Regions from separate parts of the Homo sapiens genome. Here region 1 is linked to region 2. A link is a loop called in an ENCODE intact Hi-C map of the cell type or tissue named here. Cell type or tissue: right lobe of liver. All regions are shown on one strand. Each heading gives the region's core, and the rest is flanking DNA. Links, peaks and the distances in the headings are about the cores only. Region 1 overlaps STAT3 (signal transducer and activator of transcription 3). Region 2 has its middle 10 kb from the start of STAT3.

Region 1 (4,394 bases), core at 81-4,080, 51 kb before region 2:
TTTTTCAATGTATTTTTATGATTATTGATCTATTTAATTTCTTTTCCTTCTTTTTTAGTAGATCTAATAATTTATCTCATTATAAAGTTGTTTGATTTTCCATTCCTCCCAGACCAGGGATTTGTTTTGTCTCAGGTCTCACCTGGGCCGCAGTGGCTGCAGTCTGTAGAAGGCGTGATTCTTCCCACAGGCACCGGGCCACAATCCGGGCAATCTCCATTGGCTTCTCAAGATACCTGCTCTATAAGTAGGAGAGAAAGAGAATAAAAATCAGCAGCAGACCATGGAGATGTGGACTGAACTGTGGCACCTTAAAACTAATGTATTCATCAAGGAAAGCATTTATTCTAGGAAACAACGGAACAAAGGCTTCAGAGCCTGGGTGAAGGCTCTCTGTCGGCGGGGGGCGAAGGGGAGGTCGTTACTATTTCTGTAACAGAAGGCACATTAGCCTGAGTCTTTTTTTTTTTTTTTTGAGACTGGCTCTCACTCTGTCCGCCAGGCTGGAGTGCAGTGGCGCAATCACGGCTTATTGCAGCTTCGACCTCCCAGGCTCAAACAATTTTCTCACCTCAGCCTTCTGAGTAGCTGGGACTACAGGTGCATGCCACCACAATCAGCTAGTTTTTAAAAAAAATTTCTGTAGAGATGGTGTCTTGTTATGTTGCCCAAGCTGGTCTCAAAACTCCCAGGCTCAAGCAATCCTCCCACCTCAACCTCCTAAGGTGTTGGGATTACAGGCGTGAGCCACCATGCCTGGCCTTGTCTGAGTCTTTACACAGTATACTATCCTGGTCTTGCAGGGAAGCTACTGACTTAGTCAAGAAGTATCCCATTATGGTCAAACATTTAACATGTAACAGTGAGAGTCATCTTCCTATCAGTGGACCGCGTTAACATGCTAACATGTATGATTAACATAACAATCACTTTATTACTTCAACTGTGACAAGAGAAGTGATTCTCAGGTAATGATGCTCACGGGTAAGTATACAGAGCTTTGAGAAAGGGCTAATTACTTCTCCTGTGATTGAAAATACAAGATAGATTCTCGTTACTTAGCCAAATGAGAAAAGAGATGCTTCCAGGAAAGAACACTAACACCCGACTCTGCGGGTCCTGTTTCTCCTTGTCCTCAGTTTCTCATCATACCTGAAGAAACTGCTTGATTCTTCGTAGATTGTGCTGATAGAGAACATTCGACTCTTGCAGGAAGCGGCTATACTGCTGGTCAATCTCTCCCAGGAGATTATGAAACACCAAAGTGGCATGTGATTCTTTGCTGGCCGCATATGCCCTAGGAAAAGGAAGAATGATAAAGAATGGCTCTGAAGCCGACGCATACACACAAACACAGAAATCACCATCAAGAAAGAGGAAAAAAACAAAAAAACAAAGCAAACCTGATGCTATAACCCATTCATCATGTTAGATTCTTCTTGCTCAGCAATAAAATGCCATCAATGTAATAATTATTAACAATTATTCCAGGCCAGGCATGGTGGCTCATGCCTGTAATCCCAGCACTTTGGGAGGCTGAGGCAGGCGGATCACCTGAGGTCAGGAGTTCCAGACCAACCTGGCCAACATGGTGAAACGCTGTCTCTACTAAAAATAAAAAATTAGCCAGGTGTGGTGGTGGGCACCTGTAATCCCAGCTACTCGGGAGGCTGAGGCGGGAGAATCGCTTGAATCCAAGAGGCAGAGGTGCAGTGAGCCGAGACTGTACCACTGCACTCCAGCCTGGGCTACAGCCAGACTCCATCTCAAAAAAAAAAAAAAAAAAACCACAAAACAAAAAAACAATTATTCCAGATATTATTACCCACTCTCATAATCTGTTGTATTTGTAAAATATTTGAGCAAAGTAGACAGATATGCTGTTTTGCTTTAAACCCTCAATTAACTCTGGTCAGATTTATTAGTACAAATAAGTAATCCCAGGCTGGGATGGCCTATCTCCAACATCTGTGAATCACCTCCTGGCCCTTCACCAAATCAGAGTATGCATTCTGGAAAAACCAGGTCATATTAACACTGGCCTGAATTAAACCAAAATCAGTAGTGAGCCTGAGCATATTAAAGTGAAGAAAATAGTTGCTGGACATCTGTGCCATTATCTGCTCTATGAATGGAATCTACTTCCCTTATCCTGTGATCTAGTTTGGATCTACATCCCTGCCCAAATCTCATACTGAAATGTAACCCCCACTGTTTGAGGTGGGGCCTGGTGGAAGGTGACTGGATCATGGGGGTGGGTTTCTCATGAATGGTTTAATACCATCCCTGTTGATACTGTCCTCGAGACAGTGAGTTCTTGTGAGATCTGATAGTTTAAAAGTGTGTGGCACCTCCCCCTTGCTCTCTTGCTCTTGCTGTGGCCATGTGACCTGCCTGCTCCCTCTCTGCCTTCCGCCATGATTGGAAGCTTGCTGAGGCCTCCCCAGCAGCAGATGCTGCTATGCTTCCTATATAGCCTGCAGAACTATGAGCCGATTAAACCTCTTTTCTTATAAATTACCCAGTCTCAGGTATTTCTTTATAGCAAATTGAGAACAGACTAATACACCCCTGTGGCTCCTTCCTTTAACTAAAGGGGAATTACAAGTATCAACCCAAAGTTCTAGCTATGACAGAATTCACATTCAGAGAAAAAATATGTCTACCACATCACTGGATTATCAGAATATATAGAGGATCTGCCCAAGTAAATGAGGTCCAAATCAACCTTCAAGACATCCACCACCATACAGGCGGTTTCAATGTGTCAAAGACAGTTGCCCACATGCCCTTCTAAGATAAAAAAGGCTTTACAAGACCAAAGGGTGCCCCTTTATCTCCTGATCTCATTTTCCCCATCACCTGTACCCATACATTTTTTAATGGAACAGCAAGGCATGACATTAAGAGTTCATGTCTCTTGACTCAAACTGAAACCTAACAATTTGGAGAGTCACTTAAGAAGGACTTACCAATCTTGACTCTCAATCCAAGGGGCCAGAAACTGCCGCAGCTCCATTGGGAAGCTGTCACTGTAGAGCTGATGGAGCTGCTCCAGGTACCGTGTGTCAAGCTGCTGTAGCTGATTCCATTGGGCCATCCTGCTAAAATCAGGGGTCCCAACTGTAAACCAAAGTGTGCATATGTTCACCACAAGTCCCAGTAGGGGTAAACAATCTAGAAGTAGCCATTGCCCAACACAGGTGTCAGGTCTGTGACTAGGGATAAAGATGCTCTGGGGAGGACCCTGCTTCTTTCTCCCAGTTTATTTTATTTTTAAAAAATAGAGATGGGGTCTCTATTTTTTGCCTGTTGCCCAGGGTGGCCTTGAACTCCTGGACTCAAGTGATCCTCCCACCTTGGCCTCCCAAAGTGCTGAGATTACAGGCATAAGCCAACACACCCAGCCTGTTTCTCCCAGTTTAGAACAATACAAACACATTCACAATCCCCACCTTGGGATAATCACAGCTCCTTTTTATTATTTTTTGAAGACAGAGTCTTGCTCTGTGGCCCAGGCTAGAGTGCAATGGCATGATCATGGGCTCAAGAGATCCTCCCACCTCAGCCTCCCGAGGAGCTGGGACTATAGGCACACAACACCATGCCACACTCATTTTTTAAAAAATGTTTCGTGAGACAAACAAAACATGCCCAGGCTGGTCTTGAACTCCTGGGCTCAAGTCATCCTCCTGCCTCGGCTTCCCAAAGTGCTGGGATTACATATGTGAGCCACCCCATCTGGCCACACATCTCTTTTACACTGGGATGACAAGTGGCTATTATGCCAGGTTCTAGAATCCATTATCTACCAGAAGTGTGTGAAATTAAAAAATTACTTAACTCCCAGATTTCTATTCCCTTGTCTATAAAATAGAGATAATAATTCCCACTCCTCAGAGGTATTGAGATATTCCTACAGCATCCAGCTCAGTGCATGGCACATAACAGATGCCCAACAAATGTCGGTTCCTTTCTTTCTCCTCCACAGCCCTTTTAGTTATACACAGTAAACCTGTACTGTAGCCAAAATGTAGAAATTGGATGTTTGGGGTTGGGGGACAGAGCACTAATTCCAAGACTACAGGTTTAAAAGTATAAATGAGGATCCAGGAAGATCTGCCTGAGATTCTCCTACTCAACAAATAATAACTATTTTAAAAATTGCTTAGTCTGGGACAACAGAGAAGGAAAGAAAAATGCCAGGCATAAAAGTTGTCCCAGGTTCAGGAACATCCCAGTGAAATGCTCTGGTATGAGAAACCCAGCCAGCTAATTACCTGTAATCCTCTTTCTGAATAGCATGGGTCATGGAAATATCAATAGAGGCCAAGTTGTTTTAACAAGTTCTAAAATTAGGCCAGGCGCAGTGGCTTACGCCTGTAATCCCAGCA
Region 2 (4,394 bases), core at 201-4,200:
CCTTCCTGACCTTCTCCACTTGTTCTCTTCTTTCTGACTTGAAGATCCTTCCTCTCTCCTATACTGACCTTGCTATTTCCTCAAGTTACCCCCATCACTTCACATTCATTGCCCCATGTCCTCATCCCCACTTGCTCCATCAAGGTGGTTTCTGCCCTCTCTTGTTCATAGGACAGAGCTCTTGAAGGGCTACCAGGGACCTCCTCATCAACGTTGATATCTTTTTTTTTTTTTTTTTTGAGATGGAGTCTCGCTCTCTCGCCCAGGCTGGAGTGCAGTGGGGTGATCTCTGCTCACTGCAAGCTCCGCCTCCCAGGTTCACGCCATTCTCCTGTCTCAGCCTCCCGAGTAGCTGGTACTACAGGCACCTGCCACCACGCCCGGCTAGGTTTTTGTTTGTTTGTTTGTTTTGTATTTTTAGTAGAGACGGGATTTCACCGTATTAGCCAGGAGGGTCTCGATCTCCTGACCTCGTGATCTGCCCGCCTCGGCCTCCCAAACGTCAATATCTTATTAGTCATTTTACTTAACTTTGCGTTGAATCTAGAGCTGTTATCCTCCTCTTCCTTCCTACACATTCTCTCCTCCCTTGACCATCACAGCAGTTGATAGAAGCAATTGCATTAAATTGAGAGCTGAGGGGAGCTGAGGCGAGACATCCTGGCTCTGACACAGAAGAAGCTGTGCAACCTTGGGCTAGCTCCTTAACCTCTTTGAACCTCAGCATCCTCATCTGCAAATAGAGAACATAATTCTAACTTTAGTGAATTTGCATTAAAGTGTTTTTTGTTGGAAGATACTCTCCAGCTGACCATGCAGCATAGCAGATAAGAGTCAGGTCCTAAGCCAGGTGCAGTGGCTCACACCTGTAATCCCAGCACTTTAGGAGGCTGAGGCGGGCGAATCACCTGAGGTCGGGAGTTTGAGACCAGCAAGACCAACATGGAGAAACCCTGTCTCTACTAAAAACACGAAATTAGCTGGGTGTGGTGGCGCATGCCTGTAATCCCAGCACTTTGGGAGGCCAAGACAGGCTGATCAACCTGAAGTCAGGAGTTCAAGATCAGCCTGGCCAACATGGTGAAACCCTGTCTCTATTATAAATATACAAAATTAGCCGGGCATGGTGGTGTGTACCTGTAATCCCAGCTACTTGGGAGGCTGAGGCAGGAGAATCGCTTGAACCCAGGAGGCAGAGGTTGCAGTGAGCTGAGATCATGCCATTGGACTCCAGCCTAGGCAACAAGAGCGAAACTCCATCACAAAGAAGAAAAACAAAAAACAAGAGCCCTTTTAGTTCTAGCACACCAAAATTCTTTTTTTTTTCTTTTTCTTTGTCTTTTTTTTTTTTTTTTTTTTTTTAGCTAGAGTTTCGCTCTTTTTGCCCAGGCTGGAGTGCAATGGTGCAATCTTGGCTCACTACAACCTCCACCTCCTGGGGTTCAAGGGTTTCTCCTGCCTCAGCCTCCCGAGTAGCCGGGATTACAGGCATGTGCCACCACGCCCGGCTAATTTTGTATTTTTAGTAGAGATGGGGTTTCTCCATGTTGGTCAGGCTGGTCTTGAACTCCCAACCTCAGGTGATCCGCCTGCCTTGGCCTCCCAAAGTGCTGGGATTACAGGCTTGAACTACCGCACCCAGCCTCACACCATAATTCTATAATTATTAATCAAGCCTTCAGCCCTATGCCTTTCTGCTTTCACGCTGTTCGTTTTGCCTGAAGAACCTCCCTGCCCCGTATCACTGCTTGCATTTCATTCACACGTATTGTGTACCTGCCTAGCTCACAGGTCCTCTTTTCCTGGGAGTTTCCCCTCCTCCCTGCAATCAGACACTGAAATGGGTCCCTTCAGCCACATCTGTATTATATGATCCTGTCCTCCTGGCCTTTGATTATTTATTTTTTGTTTATTTATTTATTTATTTTGAGACGGAGTCTCATTCTGCCAGGCTGGAGTACAGTGGCGCCATCTCAGCTCACTGCAACCTCTGCCTCCCGAGTAGCTTGGATTACAGGCGCTCACCACCACGCCCGGCTAATTTTTGTATTTTTAGTAGAGACGGGGGTTTCACCATCTTGGCCAGGCTGATCTTGAACTCCTGACCTCGTGATCCACCTGACTTGGCCTCCCAAAGTGCTGGGATTACAGGCCTGAGCCACTGTGCCTGGCGGGCGTTATTAAACTCAGGGCAAACACTAATGTGAACTAGCTTACTCAGAGTCTCTCTGTCAGGAATTTGGAATGTTGAAATAGAAAGGCACAGAGCCTGGGAGCCCTTAGAGCTGAGTTCCATTAATATCAGCACTCAGGGAGCACTCCCTCTGCAGAAGTCCCTGGAAATCCCCTGATTCCTACTCTTTCACTAAGTAACATAAACCACTATAATTGTGTTTGAGACACTTTTAGGTTCTGGTGACACAAATATCAAGTAAAATGCTGCCTCTGGCCTCCAACAGTTATCTATTGAAATCCTGCCCATGTTTAGAATCACAGCTGAAAAGCTCCCTTCTTCCTTTAAGTTTTCTCATATTCCCCAAGCAGGATTAACCCTTCTCCAGGGTATTGTCATTGCACTTTGCTTTACTTCTCTTACCTTAAGTCATGTCTTTGAGCTTGTATTTACTTATGATGTATTTGTTTGTTTGATGCCTTGAAGATCTTTCTGGATATTATTGTGTTCGTGCAAAGGTAATTGTCGTTTTTGTCAAAGTAATGGCAAAACCCACAATTACTTTTGCAACAACCTAATAATATTTATTTATTTAAACATTTTTGTAGAGATGGGGTCTTGCTGTGTTGCCCACAGTCATCTCAAACTCGTGTACTCAAACAATCCTCCCTCCTCAGCCTCCCACAGTGCTGGGATTACAGGTGTGAGCCACCGTGCCAGGCCACTTTGAGCTATTTTGAACAGCTGCCTCTCCCACTAATTGCAAACCCTTTAAAATTAAGGACTAGATCTGGCTGTCTTTTTAAGTCTCTCAGCTCCTGGCACAGAATCACAAACAGATCATTTGGAAAGACCATCTGTTGTTTTGTCTGCCCATCTTTCTCTCTCTTTTTTTCCCCCTCCTTAAAAAATAAATGAATAAATAGGCCAGGCTCTGTGGCTCATGCCTGTAATTCTAGCACTTTGGGAGGCCCAGGTGGGTGGATCATTTGAGGTCAGGGGTTCAAGACCAGTCTTGCCAACATGGAGAAACCGCATTTCTACTAAAAATACAAAAATTATCTGGAAATGGTGGTGGGCACCTGTAATCCCAGCTACTTGGGAGGCTGAGGCAGGAGAATTGCTTGAACCCGGGAGACAGAGGTTGCAGTGAGCCAAGATTGCAATGCTGCACCAGCCTGGGTGAGAGTAAGGCTCTGTCTAAAATAAAATAATAAAAAAATAGAGACAGGGTATTGCTTTGTCACCCAGACTGGAGTGCAATGGTTTGGGTCATAGCTCACTGCAGCCTGGAACTTCTGGGCTCAAGCAATCCTCCTACCTCAGCCTCCTGAATAGCTGGGACTACAGGCACACAACATCCTGCCTGGCTAATTTTTGTATTTTTTGTGGAAAAAGGATCTTATTATATTGCCCAAGCTGATCTCGAAGTCATGGGCTCAAGCTATCCTCTTGCCACAAACTCCAAAAGTGCTGGGATTACAGGCAGGCGCCACTGCACCCAGCCTCCCTTTTCTATTGGTAACTATATCCCTGTTTTCCTTTGAGAAAACAGCCCTCCTTCACTTGTGATTGTTAAGTTTAGGTGTCAATTTGACTAGATTAAGGAATACTTATGAGGTGTTTCCAGAAGAGATTAGCATGTGAATGTGAAGGGAGGAAGTGGGGAAGATCTGCCCTCAATGTGGGCAGGCACCACCCAATCAGCTCCCCCTAACCCACCATAGAACAAAAAACAGAGAAATAGCTGCGTTGGTCTCTCTCCTGGAGCTGAGATACTCTCCTCTTCTCCTGCCATGGACATCAGAACTCCAGCCTCTCTGGCCTTTGGACTCCAGCACTTACTTATACCAGTGGCCTCCTGGGTTCTCAGGCCTTTGGCCTCGGGGTGAGAGTTACACCGTCAGCTTCCCTGATTCTGAGGCTTTCAGAGTTGGACTGAGCCAAGCTATGGCATCCCAGGGTCTCCAGGTTGCAGATGGCTCGCCGTGGGACTTCTTAGCCTACATAATCAAATAAGCCAATTCCCCCAATAAATTCCCTCTCCTCTATCTACCTATCCATCCATCCTATTGGTTCTGTCTCTCTGAAGAGCCCTGATTAATACTACTCTTAATTCCACATTTCAGGTGGGTTCTACAAGTGATCACATGACCTGTGTTTGGTCAGAGCCATAGTGATTTGGATATGTGACCTATCAGGGTATGACAGCTGAGATTCT

Evidence for each region. Hi-C counts contacts between places; a loop is a spot of excess contacts. Peaks named below come from ENCODE experiments on the same cell type or tissue, not always from the same donor. Only the 100,000 strongest peaks of a DNase experiment are listed, where the experiment ranks them.
Region 1: it touches region 2 in a loop (2.5-fold over the local background); 30 of 110 quality-filtered maps call a loop at or near these places.

What each region holds. Positions count from the first base shown.
Region 1 is chr17:42,345,417-42,349,810 of GRCh38, forward strand. It overlaps STAT3 (signal transducer and activator of transcription 3), which reads right to left. Exons shown (of 24, transcript NM_139276.3): 2 at 2,973-3,123; 3 at 1,153-1,297; 4 at 143-241. The coding sequence starts at 3,100. Among named protein-coding and RNA genes, the nearest start is that of STAT3, 41 kb to the right of the region's middle. In right lobe of liver, for the core only: no CTCF peak of the experiment used is centred there; DNase peaks (open chromatin) are centred at 525 and 1,965; H3K27ac peaks cover 2,437 bases.
Region 2 is chr17:42,396,336-42,400,729 of GRCh38, forward strand. No RefSeq gene overlaps it. Among named protein-coding and RNA genes, the nearest start is that of STAT3, 10 kb to the left of the region's middle. In right lobe of liver, for the core only: no CTCF peak of the experiment used is centred there; a DNase peak (open chromatin) is centred at 2,106; H3K27ac peaks cover 877 bases.